Regions from separate parts of the Mus musculus genome. Here region 1 is linked to region 2. A link is a loop called in an ENCODE intact Hi-C map of the cell type or tissue named here. Cell type or tissue: left cerebral cortex. All regions are shown on one strand. Each heading gives the region's core, and the rest is flanking DNA. Links, peaks and the distances in the headings are about the cores only. Region 1 overlaps Sugct (succinyl-CoA glutarate-CoA transferase). Region 2 has its middle 410 kb from the start of Gm31711.

Region 1 (9,296 bases), core at 650-8,649, 310 kb after region 2:
ATGTTAATACTTAAGTGACACTATAGATTTGGTGTTTCTTCTAATTCTTTAGCCACTTGTCATGGGACATAATAGATACACAGAGCAGAACTGAGATCAGCATGCTGTGAGAAATCAAGCCAGCCATTGTGTGTACTCAGAAATAAAGGCACCCATTGGAGCAAAGCCTGTGGCTACATTTCCCATCTGATCACACAGATGCAATAAAGGAACACAGAAAGAGACTAAGGTTTTGTGTTCTTTGTTACACACGTTATTGTGACCATAACTACTTGATACATTCGCAGATTAAACTGAGCAATGGGGATAGTCTCCCTTTCCCTAAATTAAAAGAACAAATCTCTTTCTTGAGATTGAGTCTTTATTCTTTTTATACAAAACCCAGCAAATTTCACATCTAACAGATGAGGAAAGTGGCTCTCCAGTGAGATTCTCCTACATTCTCCACTGGGTTCTGTTTTCCTTCAGGGTCTGGCTAACAACTGTATTGTTTTAAAATGAAGACTGTTTCTTCTCATTTATGGGGATGCAAATGACTCTATGATCTCATCTGTAAAATATGGAGTCAACTTAGATCAGTAGTTCAGAACTCTGTTTTGGGGTCTCTTGTGAAACTGTCCAATGGGCATGGGGTGGCTATATTTGCTTGAACTGCCAGCAACTGTGAACATTAATTCCCATGATCCAATCCACATAAAACTGGGCCCATTGGTTTTCAGTTATGGAGAACAGAGAAACTCAAGTGCCACCCCAAGGATTTATAACCATTGTTGAGGGAAAGGGGCTCATGAACTGCCCTTTTCCCAAATACTTATGTGATTAACAGTTGCCAAAGGAGACAAATGTTTTTCCTCAGTGGTATAACTACCTCTAAGTAGCCATCTCTCCATAAGGAATCCATTACCATGTTCTTGTTAGTAACCCCATTATACTGACTAATTTACAAAGTTATACTTGAGTGGATCATTTGTATGTTTCTGTTATTTGTGCCTTGTCTGGGACAAGAAGACATTTGTCCAAGTCCTCCCACAACAAGTCCACATATGTAAGGAAGGAGATTGGAGAATGCAAGCATGTGGAGGGGCAAAGCAGGAAAACCAAGGGCCTGGTTGGACTCTTCATCTAGCAACGAGCAACATCCTTTGATCTGTTGAAAATATAGAGACTTTGTAATAAAAAAAAATCACTTTCACTGTTAAAAAAATTAGAAACTGAGCAAAATAGTTTTAAGGTTTTCTCATCCTGAAAGTATTGCAATGGCTGTTTTGGTTCTAACACATTTAAGAGACTATTCCATACACACTTGTAATGAGGTCTTAACTTGGGACTTTAAGTCTAAATTGTGTTGCTCTGCTCTCTCTGTAGAGATTAGGGTAAGTCTGATTTGGTGGCGGCTCAAGCCACTGCCTGTGCCCTTAGTGTGTTTTCCAGCCAAATGGTCTTTTCTGACCTTTAAGCACACCCAGATCTTTTTATATCAGGTCTCAAACCTTGCCTTTTTATTCTTCAAAGCCAACTTTATTCTTTTTTCAACTTTAGTTTATAAAGCAGCCTACCAAATAAGTGTTCCTCAGTCCCCCAAACTACAGAAGCATCTGTGTACTTGTCAGTCTCTAGGACAGCACACTTTATTTTTCTTTATTTCGGAACTTTCAGAAGCATTGTTCATAGTATTTGACGTACTAATAAGTACAAGGTCTGTGTGTGGACTCCAAAACAATACCTGACATTCACCCTATGCTCATTGTATGGGTGAATGAACATACGACTTTATCAACATTTTCTTCAAGATCTTTCTAAATGCCATGTTAACATGTATAGGCTGTGATTGTGTGACTCCCTCATTAACCTTCATTCTCCACACAGAACCCTTCGTACACCCTTCACATCCACACCCTCTCAATTTGCTTCTATTCATTATTTTTCCCTCTGGATACATGTTTCTGGTTATCAACGGTCATTATCTGAGCAGCTTCAGGAAATCTTATCAGGTTGCTTTTGAAACTGAAAAATAGAGGATGCTCCTGGCTATCACAAAGATGGCTCCCTCTGGAAATGAAAATGGCATTTTTGCCTAAGCAATAGACTTTGGTGGGCTTATCTGGTATGGGTCAACATTTGAAAACCACAGTTTATTAGCACTTAATTTTTTGACCTGGAAAGTCAAGATCTGTACATTGGACCACAGTTCTGAAAGATGGCCACTCCCACATTCCTGTTCTTCTTCTCTACCTTCACAGAAACCACAAAATATTTCTGGTCTATAACATATCTATTATTATTATTTGTCTATTGGTAATTACATAATTTACTTTCATGTGCCCATAACTGCATAATATGGAATAAGGAAACATGTACACTTTTGTCACTGAGACATTTAACATTCTTTAGTGAAAAGACACATAGCCTGTAGTCTCAGCATACATTCTTACAAGTAGGTATGATCATAGGATTTCCCTTTTATACAAATTATACATTTGAGTTGTTTTTCCATAAGTTCTTTAAGGAGCTTTCAGATCCCTGCGGTAGGAAGCCTATGTACAGTTGATGAATGAAGGTGTTAAGTAAAATAACGAAAAAAATTCAAACCTGGGACTGAAATCTTCCCCACAGTTGGATGATTCATCTCCATAACAAGGCCATTGTGCAATACCTGAAAACAGAAAACCAGAAACATAGTTTATAGAAGTAAACTATATTGAATCTCAAGATATAGAGACAGCCATCTATTTAGTCAACATTGAAGAAAGATATGACAAAACAGAGATCTTTAAACTTTCCCTTGAAAATTGTCTCTTATTGTCATATATACTAATTGAAGCCAAAAGTGGCTAAGAGACTCATGGACTGTAAAAGTACAATTAAACAAAATCTTGTCATACTTAAAATAATAACCTACTTTAAATATAATTTATTGTCTTCCTTCTTTCATCTAAGTGTCCTGCACTAATGTCAAAGGTCACCTTATCTTTTGTGTTAAATAATGGCAGGATCTGGACAAAGTCAATTGCAGGAGGGAAGCTCGGACCTGCACCAGAGGAGGCCATGGGAGATATACATGCACTTCTGTCCATCTGTTCAGTGGAATTAGGAAGTCATTTCAATGTGAAGAGTGAGTCTGTGTCCAAGAGGCAAGTCACAGCTGGAGGTGTAAGATACAAGACTATTAAGATAATCACATGAGTATAGTCAAATGATAAAGAGTCTAGGAAAGACCCAGGTTAGGAAATTGAGCATGGAGGTTTACCCAGTGATATTTTCTATGATGAAAAGACTTTACAGGTTCTCAAGAATAGGGTTCTGATGAGGGAACACAAAAAGAGCCAAACACCTCATGCTAGAATGCTGAGTAGGTTCTTCTGTGCTGAGACCAAGATCGTCCTTTCAGTGTTCCCTTAGGGAAAAAAGTAGGCATAGCTTGGGATATGACCTAAGGCCATAGGTCAGTTACTACTACAGTATCTCACCAGGAGCATATGCCTGATACACCTGAGTGCTTTGGTATTTGACTACATAGCCTGGAAATGGGGGTTAAATTCTTGTTATTGTTCAAGAATCTAAAATCTGCTATATATAATCAATATATATAATCTGCTTTACCTATTATTAAGAGTAGGCCATGATGGCTTGAGGCCAGACTCTGCAATGTAAAAGTTGAGTTACTATAAGACAAAACATTTATTTTAAACAACTAGAAGAATACAAAATGGGAGATTGCATCTTTAGCAACTAAATTGTAAACTGTGTTTCCTTACCTGAGGGTAGTCCTCTCTTTCTATCCTGTACATGATAGAAGCATTTCAGTGGTGCAACACACTTAAGGACTTTGAGTTCATACCAGAACAACAGTAATAATGGTTCCATAGCATTTTGAGATTCAGATTTAGTGAACCATATTGTTACCATAATGTATTTATAAAAGGTGAGGGTGTGTGGAATAAGAGCCAATAAAAACATATTCTTCCATAAAAAAAAAAAAAAACCTATGGAGAGATAGGACTGATATCTACTTATCTACTTCTAATGAGCATTTGGGTTACACTATGACATAAGTCATCATTAAGATGACTTCATGGGTAGCCTTTTAAGATTAGATGTCTGATTCTGCTGTGCTCAAGTATTCTGGTATCCAATAAGGTTGTGTGAGGAATAGCCACTGTTTCGGAGAGTAACTCTCTAGCAAGAATTCAACCCCCATCATTCAGGCCAATGCTACACCATATGGAAAGCCTTGCTAGCAATGCCTTGCTTTTCTTTTGGCATTACCAGGTTTGTACACACGAGCTGGCCAGAGAAAACCCTTGCCAGTGTTAGAACTGTGCTATAATTTAATTCTAGTGTGGCTCATTCTCAGCATCCACCCAGCACAGCCTCCTTCTCTGTGGGGGTGGGGGCTAAATGCCAGCCGGAGGTGCTAAATCTCAGTTCTGCTGAGGACAGGAACAAAAATACCAAGCTAAATTTCACTCGAAACAATTATCCGCACACTGAATCATTCTTCTCTTCTCGTATCTCTGTTGCCCTCCTGACTACCTCTTTGTAATAGCGCTGCAGTGCTACTCACAAAAGACAAAAGTGAGTGTTCTTAGCTAAATATAACTTAACTGATAGCATTGAAATTAATTAACGCTGAATTTTAATCACGTAGCAAATGTTAAGTGTCAAACGTGAAAGGGTAGTTGGTAAAGGTCAAGGGACATGTGTCAGAGTTTTGTGAAGCAGAAGCTAGAGGCAGTTGATTGAAATATTTCACAGAAGCAGCACTAGGGATCACACTTCTTTTACCTCTAACTTGACTGCTATCTGCACGTAGTAGTTCCTAGTTGAGACATTTACCAGATCAATACTTAGCTTTAAGCAAAAATACAAATTTGTCTGATGTTTGGCATGAGAAACTGACCTGCCATTTCTCATTGTCATTTGCTGTGACATCTGGACAATGAAGCCAATCCGCAGGACTGAGCTTTGATCCATACAAAAAGCTGGCTTGACTGCATCTCTTGGCAGACACTCTCCTTTTAGTGTACAGTATGGAACTGGTAAGATTCCATAGGCTTTTCTCTTGGCCCAGGTCTTATGGTCCCAGAGACAGTACTGTCCCTGGAAAAAACTGCTCAATGACCTAGAATCTTAGGTAATTCTCCCGTATTGTTTGTGGAGCTTTTCCCAGCATCGTTTTCAAATAGTTCTGAAGTCAGAAGACTATCTTAACATATATCTCACCCAGGACCTCCAGTGTGTTGTCTCAACAAGGTTTCATTGGAAACTAAGGCATGCCTCCTGCCAGCTCTTCTCAAACATTTCCTTGGAAAGAGTTAGTAAATGGCTCATCTTCCTTCTCTCATCTAGCCAAGACTCCAGTATCTAAAATTTTAATTAAAAAAAAAATTAAATAAATATTTTCTGTATTATGGCCACCAAAAATGGACCAGAGAATCTTCAGAGACATAATATAGTTTTTTTTTAAGTATATATATTGTGGCCGGGGGTACACCTGAGAGTTGATATCCATGAAGGCCAGAAGAAATAGAATCCCATCCCTTGGAGCTGGAGTAACAAGCAGGTATCAGTATCCTGATGGGGATGTTAGGAAGCAAACTTGGGACCTATAAAGGAACAGTGCACTTTTAACCAGAGCCTCCTTGCCAGACCCCTTCAGGGACTTTAAACTATAATTTTCCTTTATGTAGATTTCTTGACTTTAATTTCATTCTGATCACTCAGAGTCTTCTTATTTCATATTAAATTATTTCAAAATAAATAACTTCCCTGGAACTCTTATGTGAGTTTTGTCCTTTGGCAATGTTTTAGATTAGACTGTTTTCACCCCCATTTTACTACCTTTTTTTTCCCCAGACCTTTCATTGTTTGGGAGGACCTCTAAATTTCATTTCTTCTTGATGTTTCAAAAGCCTATTCTTGCCAAGAATAGAATTTTAGATAGTGCACTAACCTCTTTAGCAAAGTATCAGGCCTATTTAAAATAAGGACTCTCTTTCTTTCTCAGGGGTTTTACAGAGTGACAGCCTAATGATAGTCAAATGGTAATGTATTAATGATGGGGTGATAAATGTATACCTTAGAGTGATGTGAGCAATGCAAGTCTAAAGAAAAGTAAGTCTTTTTATAAAGTACTATGGAAGAAAAAAAGAAAAATATCTGTAATGGAGCACTAGAAAAACAAACAAAAAAGCACAAAATTTAAAAACTGATACCCTCAGCTGTCCCTGTGGGCACAGGCCTGTAATTCAAGCTGCTTGAGATACGGAGGCAGGAGAATTCCAAACGCAAGTCCTGTGTGGGTTACAAACTGAGCTCAAGGCCAACCTGGACAGATTAGTAAGACCCCGTCTAAAAATTGAAATGTGGAGGGGGGGGGGTTAGTGGGGCTTAAGATACGGGAAAATGCTATGTGTAAGACTCTAGGTTCATTTCCCAGTCTCTCCTCAGCACCTCCACATACAGATACCCTCTATCCAACACACACACAAAATGTGGACAGTAGGAAAACCAGCTTAAGACTGCACTTTCTTTGCACATATCAAAACTGAGGTGCTACCAACAATGGCATTAGTAAGGATGCCCAGAAGAAGACGAATCTAGGCAATTTACAACATATCCCCATTTGACAAATTCACTTAATTCAACAAACTCCACACAACTCTGATATGTGGGGCACAAGGAAGGGGCAGGCAATAATAATCAATGAGTTTTACCAAAATTTGTAATTATAAGAGAGGAGATAGAAAACAAAGGCCTTAAGCCAATCTAGAACATAAAAAAAGCTCCACGAGGAAGGAACAATGTCCAGTGAGAAGCAAAAATTTAATTCTTCCTGTTTTAACACAATGTGACTCCTGTCATAGAGGTCAGTGAAGGTCATTCAACAGAAATAACACTGCAATTAAATATTATAGCCAACAACAGCCATAATTAATGCAATGTCAGCAGCTATAACAAAACTCATTTAAGACCACTCACTATATTATGAACCAAACATGTTTCATTAAATCTATTGATTGACAAGACAAGGCCCAAAGTAGTATCTTCTCTTCAATGATAAGATAATGGTGGCTTAAAGAAAGTAAATACTGACCCAAGTTTTCACAAGCAATTGCCAGTTGATCTTGGACTGTAATTAAGTATGTCTAATGCTAGTCATTTAGGAGGCTCTTAGCATTCGGATAGTCAGTCAAAGGGAAAAAACTGGAGAAGCATAATTTGATTTGCCATGAGAATAACTGTGCAGTGTGGACAATTCTGTAAAATCAAGTCAGTTGAGAGGAGCAATGAAGCTAAAGCAATTGCTTGGCATCAGGAGGCACAATAAATCAATACATTAAACTGTTCCCTCATAGGAAGCAAAGAACACCCTGGCACAACTCAAAAGCTGTGCAGTGGGAAGGAATTGCACCCAAAATGTGAGGGGGACAGATCCAGCCATTGATCTGGGGCAAAGCACTGAAGAACTCTGAGGCTCAGAATCCCCACTATATGAAAGGGTATTAATTTCTCTATTGTATCTGTAGGAATTAATTGACATGATAGTTATGGCCCTGGCACGTATTGTGGAAGGACTTTGTGTCTAGGGAAATCTAGAGTTTGCTAAAAATAGTTAAATAACAACCCTACCAAATTATAAAACCCAAAAGAAACTAATATTATCCAGTTAATTCCAGGGTTGCATTATAATGCCTTCAGTTAGCACTTCTAGGTAACCTCAAGGGCTATCTTGCAAACAAGCATGGGAAGACATTCCAGGGATCATGCTGAGAAGGGCTGGAAGGGACGAAGTCATACCTGACTAGAAAATGTTCAGAGTGACCTAATAATCAACAACAAGGAACACTCCATTCATACCATAAAACATGTTTACCAAACCTGAAGAACATCATTATCAATCTACTTCATTAGGAAAATTCAGAAAAAAATAAAAACAAAACAAAAACCATTCAGTAAAATCAGAAAAATTCAAAAAAATTTAGAAAATAAACAAAAACAAAAAACAAAAAACAAAAAAAACAAAACAAAACGTGCAATAGTATCTCAGAAAACAAAAGGATTACATTACTCTCATTTATCATTAAAATCAAACAGTCCTTATATGAAATGCTTATGACAGAAGGGATTTTTCCAATGCTGGAATAGTTATACACACATAATAAGATTTTGGAAAGGATACACACTTAAGTATACCATATAACTTATGTTCCATCTATACTTTATATTCTAGTTGAAAGCTAATTTTATAGGATGTTTTCCTAGTGGACTTATATTATGATGCAACCCATATTATAAGATGAAAATTTCCATTTGTGGTATCAAAGCACTCGGTTTTGGAACATTATGAATTTCAGGTTGAGATCATTCACATATAGCATCAACGTTAGCAATTTAATCATTCTAGTGTAAAAGGAGAATAATTTTGAAATAGCATTTGAGAAGTTCCATAAGCACTGCAAAATTTATGATAGATATAGCCAAGAAGTTAGTTCAATTGTTATAAAAAAAAACTTGCCACAGAAAATATAGAAATAACATGAAGCCATGAAACAAAAAGTGGGTAAGCCCCCAGCTCTGCCTAGACAATGGAGATTAGCTTTAAAAGCTGGTGTTCAGAGCTTTATTCTTTGACTCAATTTGCTTTTCTCTGTTTTTTTTTGCTCTTTCTTTTCTCTTCTTTTCTTTTCTCTTCTCTTCTTAGTTTCCCTACTATTTTAAAATTTTTATTAGTTCACTAAGAGTTTCACAAAACATGTATTGATCACAGTCAACTTCCCCTTTGGCTCAATTTTGATAACTAAATCTTATTTTCAAGTTAATACATACAATACTTTCATACTTTAATGTGAAAACCTCATAATTCTGGGGTTGAAGAGATAGCTCATCAGTTATGAATTCATGCTGTTCCTACAGAAGACACTGGTCCAATTCCCAGAATCCATACAGTAGCTCACAAATTTCTGTAATTCCAGTTCCAGGTAATCGGATTCCTTCTTCTGGCCTCCACAGGCACCAGGAACATATACATATATACATGTAGTTAGAACATATGCACGCACACACACATGCATGCATGTGTGCACACACATACACATATCATACTTTAAGTCATGCATTAAGCATTATAATATATATATATATATATATACATAGTTCAAGAACTGCTGATACAATGAGCATGTATTCACCTAATACCAGAATAAGAAAGTAATATTTTTAACAGGATTAATGCCCCAAGTATGCTTGTCTTAGTTAGGGTTTTACTGCTGTGAATAGACACCAAGACCAAGGCA
Region 2 (9,296 bases), core at 881-8,880:
ACTGTATAACTTGAGGTTTCTGTATAGAGCCATTGAATATGTTCTATGTGTATGTGCACATGTATAAAACACACACACAAACACACACATATATATGCATTATGGTTTTCATCTTCAATAATTTGTTTATCCCAATTTGTGCTTATTTATACATTAAGTGTTGTCAGTCATTTTCTGTGGTTTTATTTACAGTAAAACAAAAGAAAAATCTAAGACACTGAATATGTTCTTGGAGTGTGAAGAGACATTGACATCAAGGTTCACTGACATTTAATCACATGGCTAATTCTGACACTTATACACATTTTACAAAGAAAACATTTTTATATACATATATATGTATGTACATATATGTATATATATGTAAATGCATCTTTAATTACAGAATTATTAACTTGATGATGAATTAAGGTGTAATTAAACTATACTTCATGGATTTCTCAAAATTTTATATAATATTTAGTAAAATAAATACATATTTTTTAAAGAATGAAAGGTTATTGGTTGCTTTGATAGTAGTCATGGCACTATTGGACAAGTGGGCATATCTTAGCAGCCAATTCATTGTTATAAACTGTGGAGTTCACATCTGGGCAGGATCTTGATGGTTTTTGTCTCCCAGCGACTACCACAGAGCTTCTCAGCACTGTGAAAGCTACCCAGCAGAGAGGCAATCCAAGATTCTTACATGAAATTTTATCTCTGTCTTTGATGTCTGCAGCATGGAAGTCTTAAAGTCTCTTTCTGGTGGGTAGCCAAGAGCTCTGGCAAAGTTAAGTATTGCTTTGTGTCTTTAGGGGCCTCAGTTGAAAGGTATTCCACATCTAGTATGGGAATTTTTCTTTCATAGGCTACAGCTTCTGGGAATGGCAGCATTCACCATGCATCATACCTTTAACCACTTGAAGATGATGAAGGTGGTAGAAGTGGTGGTGATAGTCATGGTGGTAATAATGGTATTTTAATAGACTTACAAACTAGACACCTCTATAGGTCTCTTTAATAGTCTTTATATTTAGATAATCTTCCCTTTTTCCTCTCCATTCATTCATCCCCATTCTGTCTTAAACATTTTTTTATTTCGGTATTTTCAATCCTCTTTGCTCATATTGCAGGTGTTCTATTTTCTCCCTCTGATAGACTTCATTTTTCCTTCCCATCTACTGCTCCCTTTCTAACTCCATGCCCTATAGGCACTGCGAGTTCCAAATCCAGTTTAATAAATCATAGATAGAATCTACATACAATAATGAACATGTAGCACCATCTACCTATGCCTGGGTTTCCTTACAGTCTACTTTTTCTAGTTTCACCCATTTTCCTATAAATTTTATAATGTCTTTTTAAATAAATGAATAAAATTCTTTTGTGTACATGTGCAATTTCATTATTCATTCATCATTTGATGAACATCTAGGCTGGTTACATTTCCTGCCTATTGTAAACAAGGTAGCAGTGGACATGACTGGGCTTGTGTCTTGGAGTAGGCTATAGAGACCTTTGGGAATATACAGGAGTGGTATAGCTGAGTCATATGGCAGATCCATTTTTAGCTTTTGGTGAAGCCTCCACAATGATTGCCAAGTGGTTCTGCCAATTTATACTTCCACCAATAGGATGAATAAATGTTTCCCTTCCCACCACCTAACCAGAATTTACTGTCATTTTCTTGGTATGAGCTATTTTGACCGAGGTTAAACAGAATTATAAAGTATAAAGTTAAATAAAATATAAAATAGCCTTAATTTGTATTTCTCTACTGCCTGAGGAAACAGGCCATTTTAAAACATTCATTATGGATTTGTATTTGTTCAACTCCATACATTTTTATTGATGAGTTTTGTGTTCTTGATGTGTAGATTCTATTTTAAATGTTCAATCCTCTTTCAGATTATAGCAGAAAAAGATTGTTTACCATTCTATACTCTATATCTTTACTTACTTAATAGTTTTCTTTGCTAAACAGAGCCCTTTTAATTTAATTAGGTCCCATGATTCCAATTCTTGGTCTTATTTCACACTTGAAGAGGGTGGTATTCAGGAAGTCTTTCTTGTTGCCTGTATTTTGAAATAAATCCCTTAGTCTTCTATCTAGCAGTTTCAGAGTTTCAGGTCTTAAGTTGAGATCCTGGAGTTGATTTTTTGGCAGAATGGGAGAGGAATACCCAGTTTCAGTTTTCTAAATGTAGCTATCTGGTCTTACCAGCATCATTTACTGAAAAATTCTGCCCTATAAAAGTAGAAATGGTGATAATTCCAGTAACAGCCCCTATGTTCAGTATTGCTTTCTTTATCTAGGGTCTTGTGAACTTATCTTTTAACCACTATGAAGAATATGCACTAAAATTTTTATTGCATTTTTAATGAATCTGTAGACTGTATTTTGTGAATGGCCATTTTCACAGTAATATCTTTACTGCTCAAATAGCGTAGAGTTGTTTTCACTCTCTAATGTCTTAAATTTTACTGTTCTGTTCTGAATTTTTTAGTGTAGAGATTTCTTTGTTTTCTTGTTTGTGTATGTTAATTTCAAAGTATTTTATTTTTGAAGCTATCATGAATGAGATTTTTAGTCCTTTCTCAGTATGTTTATCACTAACATGTATATAGCAAAACCATCAAAACTGAAAAGTATGAAGATATTGAGACTCTCACATTACCACAGGAGAAATCTATAGACACTATTCTCCGCATGAATCAGTGCTATAATATGAAAATATAAACTCTAATTCAAGATGTGATGGAGAATCAGTGTAAATGCTTGAAAGTTTCTAGCATAAAAAAGGCACCTTGCCTATGTACAAAGATATAAATTATATATGGTCTCTTCAGAAACCATAGTAGCAAAGAGACAGCAACAAAAATATTATAGAAAATATAGACTATTAAATAACAAGACAAGTACCAAGAGTAAACTATCAGTCTACATGCTTGCTAGGGAGGTCTCTGAGGTCCCAGTAGGTTATCAGGAAATCAAGTTAGAATTAGACAGGAGACTGCCTAGCTTCTTGGTAACCCAGTCCTCACAGTGCCAAAGGTGGTGTCTATACTGCTGAACAATAGCAGCAATCACTAATCTTACTCAGCTATGGATTCTGTGTGCAAACATCTGATTAAACCAATTGTGGGTCATACGATAACCATAACTCTTAATGAAATGATACAAACACGAAAGATTTACAAACAGTAAATCATCTTGTTCTGGAAACCAATTTAACTGAATGGTGCTTATAAACTCGATGATAGTTTTCAAAAAACCCTAGTACTGATGAAAATTTGGTTGTGTAGAAGTATAAAATTATTGTTATTCAGATATAAAGGATCAATAATGTGTTTTGTAATCCTGAAAGGTGTCAGTTGCTGTCTTCTTAGTTCCCCTCTTCCCTCAGTTCCCTTCTTTTCGTCATCCCCTTAGTTTCTGGGGTCTTCCTTTGGTTTCTTAATCTATATCTTATCGATAACCCGAGGAATGGCTTCAAGTCTTACTTTTGCACTGGTACTTTCAAATGTATACTTCCTTCTAATTTTTCAGAATTTAATTTTCATCTCTGTATTTCCTGTCTTTCATCATATCCCAACTTAAAGTGCCCCTTGCTCCATATCCAAGGTAATATAATTCCCCATGTAAACTAATAACTATTCCAATATTAAAGTTACATGGGTTTTATGTACTGCCAACTCTTTTTATTTGTTCTTCACCTTCACCTTTCCTAACCAATCCCTTTATCCTGCCAATGTAAACTTCACAGTTTTTTCATCTTTGTCTGGTTACTTTAATAATTTCTCTCTTATTTTTTGCTGTTGAGTAGTGCAGTTAAGAAGGTTCTTTGGAATTATTAGGAGATCAAGAATTTTGTTCCTTTAAGTAGCCAAATACCACTAAGTTACTAACCCTTTAAATTAAACAAAGTCATGCTGTTCCCTGGATTTTTGTACTTTCTGAATTTGGCTTTTGATATCTCTACCAGTCACTGCTGAATATCACTCATGCAGTCAGTAACTTTTACTTGGCCTTACTCAGTAAATGACTTCTATACTATATTAAAGGAGGGAAAGTGGACATGTATACAGGCATAGACTCTGACCCTATTTTCTTCCTTGACATGTGTCAGATATTGCTTGCCTGAAGATACAAGAAGTTTGGAAAAATACCTACAGACTTTGGTGATTTCCCATTCATCTTACTTATATGTGAAAACTAGTCATTTTCTTACCATGAGTTTCTGAGTGGAATAAGTGTCGATGGCATAAATACAATCTTACTATAGCAATATATTCCTAAGTAGGAAATTGCCAACTAACAAGCTTCATCAAAAATAAGCCTCACACTACTTTTATATTTGGTCTTGTTTCCTAGAACATAAAATAGTCCTTCAGAAAGGTCAATAAACTACCACCCGAGAAAAATAACTAGGGACATGAAACTCAAGCATACCAGTGGGAAGGAAATAACATTTTATCCCATCTCCAATCAACAACATTTGATCCATTTATCAAAATGTGCACAGAATCTACAAAGAAATTAGCGAAAGACCAGTATCTTCACACCTTCTTCAAATAAAAGTCATAATCAGATCACAATATGCAAGAAGGAGTTATGGTCTTTGAAAAGAATTCCAGGTCTCTGACATGTCAGTGAGTCATTCCCAAGTTTTAGAGGATATGTTGGGTGGTAGGACAGAGTGGGTTGCTGCTATCTACTCTGTTTTCAAGTATGGAGCCATATGGACAGCTCAAGTTTGCTCATGGAATGTGGGCTTAGCTTGGATCTGAGGCTTATTCATGTCTCAGAAAGTTTGCTGTGGTCTGTGGCAGGACAGAGACTAGAGTACTGCATTAAGAAGTAATTATTTTTTTTTGCCTTTTTTATTAGATATTTTCTTTATTTACATTTCAAATGCTATCCCGAAAGTTCCCTATACCCTCCCCCTTCCCTGCTCCCCTACCCACCCACTCCCACTTCTTGGCCCTGGCGTTCCCCTGTACTGGGGCATATAAAGTTGCAAGACCAAGGGGCCTCTCCTCCCAATGATGGGCAACTAGGCCATCTTCTGCTACATATGCAGCTAGAGACATGAGCTCCGGGGGTACTGGTTAGTTCATATTGTTGCATGGGGGAGGGGTTCCTTTCCCCTGGATTATATAAAAGAATAGAATCTAGAGCTATTTAAATCTACCTCAAGAGAGAGGGTATTCAGAAGAAAGGGAATCCATCAGAAGAAACTGGACATGGAAAAGACCATCTGAGAACAGTAAGTGGGAACGGGCCAGCTGGCTATAGCACACTAGTGAAATAAAAACTTGGGGAGAAGGAGAGAAGCTAAACATACCTCTTGCCAGATGGTGGGTGCCTTCCCAAAATAGGCTTTGACTAAGAAGGAGTGGAGTAATCTACCCTTGAAATGAAAATTTAAATGACATATATTGTCTGCTTTTGGACATACTACTTTATCAATTGACAGGTTTCCATTTTAACTTGTTCTTAGAGCTGTCTATCTGTTTGAGTAGTAAAGTGTTGATAATCAGAAAAGTCTACTAACACTCTATATCCTGAAAAGGAAGGAGACAAAACAAAGTGGGTTTTGTCTACATTTTGTGTTTTGTCTCATTTTTTGGACATAATTTTCACATGCTGATTTTCATTTGGATTACTGAATTTATTTCAATGATACTTTATCAAATACTTACTATACACATTGTTATAAATGGATGAATACAGTAGATAATTTAGAATCATAAAACTTTGCTTTGGATGCCAGCTTTCCTTTATTTAACTTTTAATTTTATACCAAAAGACTAAACTTCTATGAATTTAGTAGTTTTCATGTTGTTTGAGAACAACTCAAGATTCTTTGGAGTATTATATGTCAGCAACTCTGGTAACTATGTGTAGAGAGTACAATAAATGATTTCTTTGTTGGTATTTTTAAAGAGCTTTAAAGCACAAGACATGTGTTTGCACTGGGATATCATTTCATTGCAATTTTGAACAAGTTCTTTCTTGTCTTCAGAGGCATTACTTTTTAAATGCACCCAAGAGGCAGTCTGTGGGCTGGCCTCCACGGTCACACAAACACACACACGGAATAGCAGTAGTCATCAGTCATAGGAATACTGGTTAGCCACAATGACACACACCTCTAAAGCAGATACTCAAAATGAAAATTTAGAAAGTTATCTTTATAAATGGATGTCTTATAATAATGACTAGATGTTGAGCAGTGACCAAAATAGTCTGATCTTGCACCTTTTTGGCGTCCAAAGAATGTAGGCTCAGCACATTCCAAACCTCAAGTGGCTTTTTCCAGGCCGTCCAAAACCCTGTTTGGGTGAAAAACTACTTGTATTTTGGTGAAGGATTAGCCTTGAGTGTCTACTGATTTTCTTCCACATTTAAGAGCCTGGGGAATGACGTGGTAGACATTAAGATGACTAATACAGACTTTCTATGCTTATGGAACTAGACAGTGAACAGAGTAAATACAGCATGGATGATCACAGAAAAAAAAAAAAAAACAAAAACAAAAACAAAAAAAACAAAAAAAAAAAACAAAAAAAAAAAACCCCAGGTATTAAACTCTAGCCCCCAGATAGGGATGGGAGGTGACAGGGGGCATAAAACAAAATGCCACAGAAGTTCTAAAAAGATCAGGCAATCCCAATTAAAACCAATCACCTCAGCCTTTCACCTCAGGCATTGTAATTACATGGTCTTCTGACCCCCTTCCCACCTCCATGTGCTGTGTGCTGTGGATGACATCATTCTTTGGCAGCATTCACAGCAAAGAAATGCTGGACTCTTTCTGACCTGACTGAATGCTTTGCAGATCTCAGGCCCATTTTTTTTTCACTCTTTGCCATCTCCACACACATTTTTTTTATCAAATTGTGACAAGAAACATAGACCACAATTTATGTACCTCATTAATTTCTTATAGACACCTGCAGTAATTTCCTTCCATTTATGTTCATTCAGACTTTTTCTGATTCCTCATCTTTTCCTTAAACTGTTTATTCTCAATCTGTGCTGGAGACTAGGGGAGTTATTTTCAAGTCATAATGTAGCTAGTTATATATAGTTTATAACTTCGAGAAGTTTAACCCCATCCTCATTATTTGACATTTCTTCACATGGAATTTAATTAACTAGTAATCAGGGTACATTTCCATTTGTATTTCCATAGCATCCTAAATTTCATCACTTGTCTTTTATGTAGAGAATTAATTCTGTACTTTCATCACCTTCCTACAAATGTCCTTTATTGGGTAAAAGTATTCAGAAGGAATCCAGTTTTAAATGCTTCTTTTCTTCCAAGCAATCATCCTCCATCTTTTTTCTCTATATTTAGAACAACTCAACAAAAATATAACTGTCTCCAAAGGCAGGAGACCATACCATGTATACTCAGTGGCAATGTACAGATCTCTCCTTAAATGTGCTTACAAACTTCAGGCACAATTCAAAGGATGGCCTGTAAATGCCATTTCCATAGAGCTCATCAACACCAATGTCTCCTCCCACACATGTTTTATGATGACCATCTTTTCAATAATATACTCCTCTAGTGGCCTTAACTTTGCAAGAAAAGTAAATGTAGTGATTGGAGTGGGCAAAGCTCTGACACTTCCTCTCTCTGTCCTCTCTCACCCACCTCCTGGCAGTGTTTCTCTTAGCTATACTCTGTGGCTTTCGTAACAGCATACCCCTTGAGATTTGTTGTCTTCTGTATTTTCCTCCTTAATTTCTATGTTGATTACTTTTCTTTACATGATTTCAATGATGGACTTTAAGGTTTAGACCTTAGCAATATTATATTTACATTTTCTTCGTGTGTGTGTGTGTGTGTGTGTGTGTGTGTGTGTATGTGCACGTGCACCTGCAGAGGTTAAAAAACAGTGTTAAATTCTCTAGAGCTGAAGTTATAGGACAATGGCTGCTACCTGGTGTGGGTGCTCAGAACTGAACTTGGTCCTTTGCCAGAGCAGCAAGTACTCCTAACTTTTGAGTACTCTCTCCAGTCCCCTTGTTTTCTATTAACAGTCTCTCTCTTCATAATTTCATCTGACATGATAACTTCAAACATTATCTGTAAGTGAATATCTTTTAAATTAATATTTGAATATGCAGATGTGTAACACCACATGTGAGCTGCTTCGATAAAACAAAAAAGGAGCTATTTATTACACATTGAAGCTCTAGAGAACAGACATGCTACACATAGATAGTTTTGACTTGTAAGTAATTTGATGTCCATTCCATTATTAAATAGAAGTCCGTGAAGAAACTATTTTCGGGGTGAGTAAAGGAAGTGAGGATGTTGAGTTATCCATGGACTGCCACTAAAAGAAAGCCATTACCTCCCATTAGCTTTGGGCCAGCATGTGGAATCAGGGCCACCTAAACATAGAATTCAAGCATCAAAGCAGAGAAAATGTTGAAAAGAGATATCCCACACAAACCCAAAAGATTTTCTCTCATACAAACTCTCTCTTCATCTCTTGATGACGCACTAGAGTGTTTCATTTCCCAAATGTTACCAACAGTCCAAGAACTGATACAGTCCATAGCATGAGACACCACAATGGGTAAAGATAAAGAACAAATCTCAGGGGGTAAAAGAAACAAAACTCAGCATTATTAGTCTATAAGCCCAAGTGGAAAACTAGTCTAATTTCCAGACCTTGTCATCATTTCAATTAAATGTACATACTTCTTCCCCATAATAGAGCAAAGTAAACATCTTTTCTGTTTGAGATGTAGTTTCAAATGCATGAGGCTTCTGGTCTCTGTCCCATCACAGAAAGAATTGGAAGCTATCAAGCCATTTGGCAAAGAAACTGAGAAAACTTCTAACACATCAGTTCTTAGATCTCTCCAATGTCAGATTTCATGGAGAAAAACCTCTGAAACTGAAGAGAGAAGTATGAAGATATTGAGACTCTCAAATTACCATGGGAGAAGTCTATGAACACCATTTTCCATATGAATCAGTGCTAGAGTATGAAAATATAAACTCTAATAGAAGACATCATGGAGAATTGGTATAAATGCTTGAAAGGGTCCAGCATATAAAAAGCTACCTTGCCTATTTATAAAGATATAAATTATTTATGGTCTTTCTAGAAAACATAGTAGCAAAAAGACAGTGACAAAAATATTACAGAAAACACACTATTAAATAAAAACACCAGTGCCAAGAGTAAACTATCAGTCTACATGCTCGCTAGGAAGGTCTCTGAGGTCCCAGCAGGTTATCAGAAGATCAAGCTAGAATTAGACTGGAAACTGCCTAGCT

The links. A loop is a pair of places that touch in the nucleus more often than their neighbours do. Peaks named below come from ENCODE experiments on the same cell type or tissue, not always from the same donor. Only the 100,000 strongest peaks of a DNase experiment are listed, where the experiment ranks them.
Region 1: it touches region 2 in a loop (5-fold over the local background); 2 of 42 quality-filtered maps call a loop at or near these places.

Annotation. Positions count from the first base shown.
Region 1 is chr13:16,973,568-16,982,863 of GRCm38, forward strand. Sugct (succinyl-CoA glutarate-CoA transferase) reads right to left here. Exons shown (of 14, transcript NM_138654.3): 13 at 2,590-2,653. Among named protein-coding and RNA genes, the nearest start is that of Gm25020, 230 kb to the right of the region's middle. In left cerebral cortex, for the core only: no CTCF peak of the experiment used is centred there; DNase peaks (open chromatin) are centred at 4,378 and 4,944.
Region 2 is chr13:16,664,170-16,673,465 of GRCm38, forward strand. No RefSeq gene overlaps it. Among named protein-coding and RNA genes, the nearest start is that of Gm31711, 410 kb to the left of the region's middle. In left cerebral cortex, for the core only: no CTCF peak of the experiment used is centred there; DNase peaks (open chromatin) are centred at 4,709, 5,308, 6,135 and 7,470.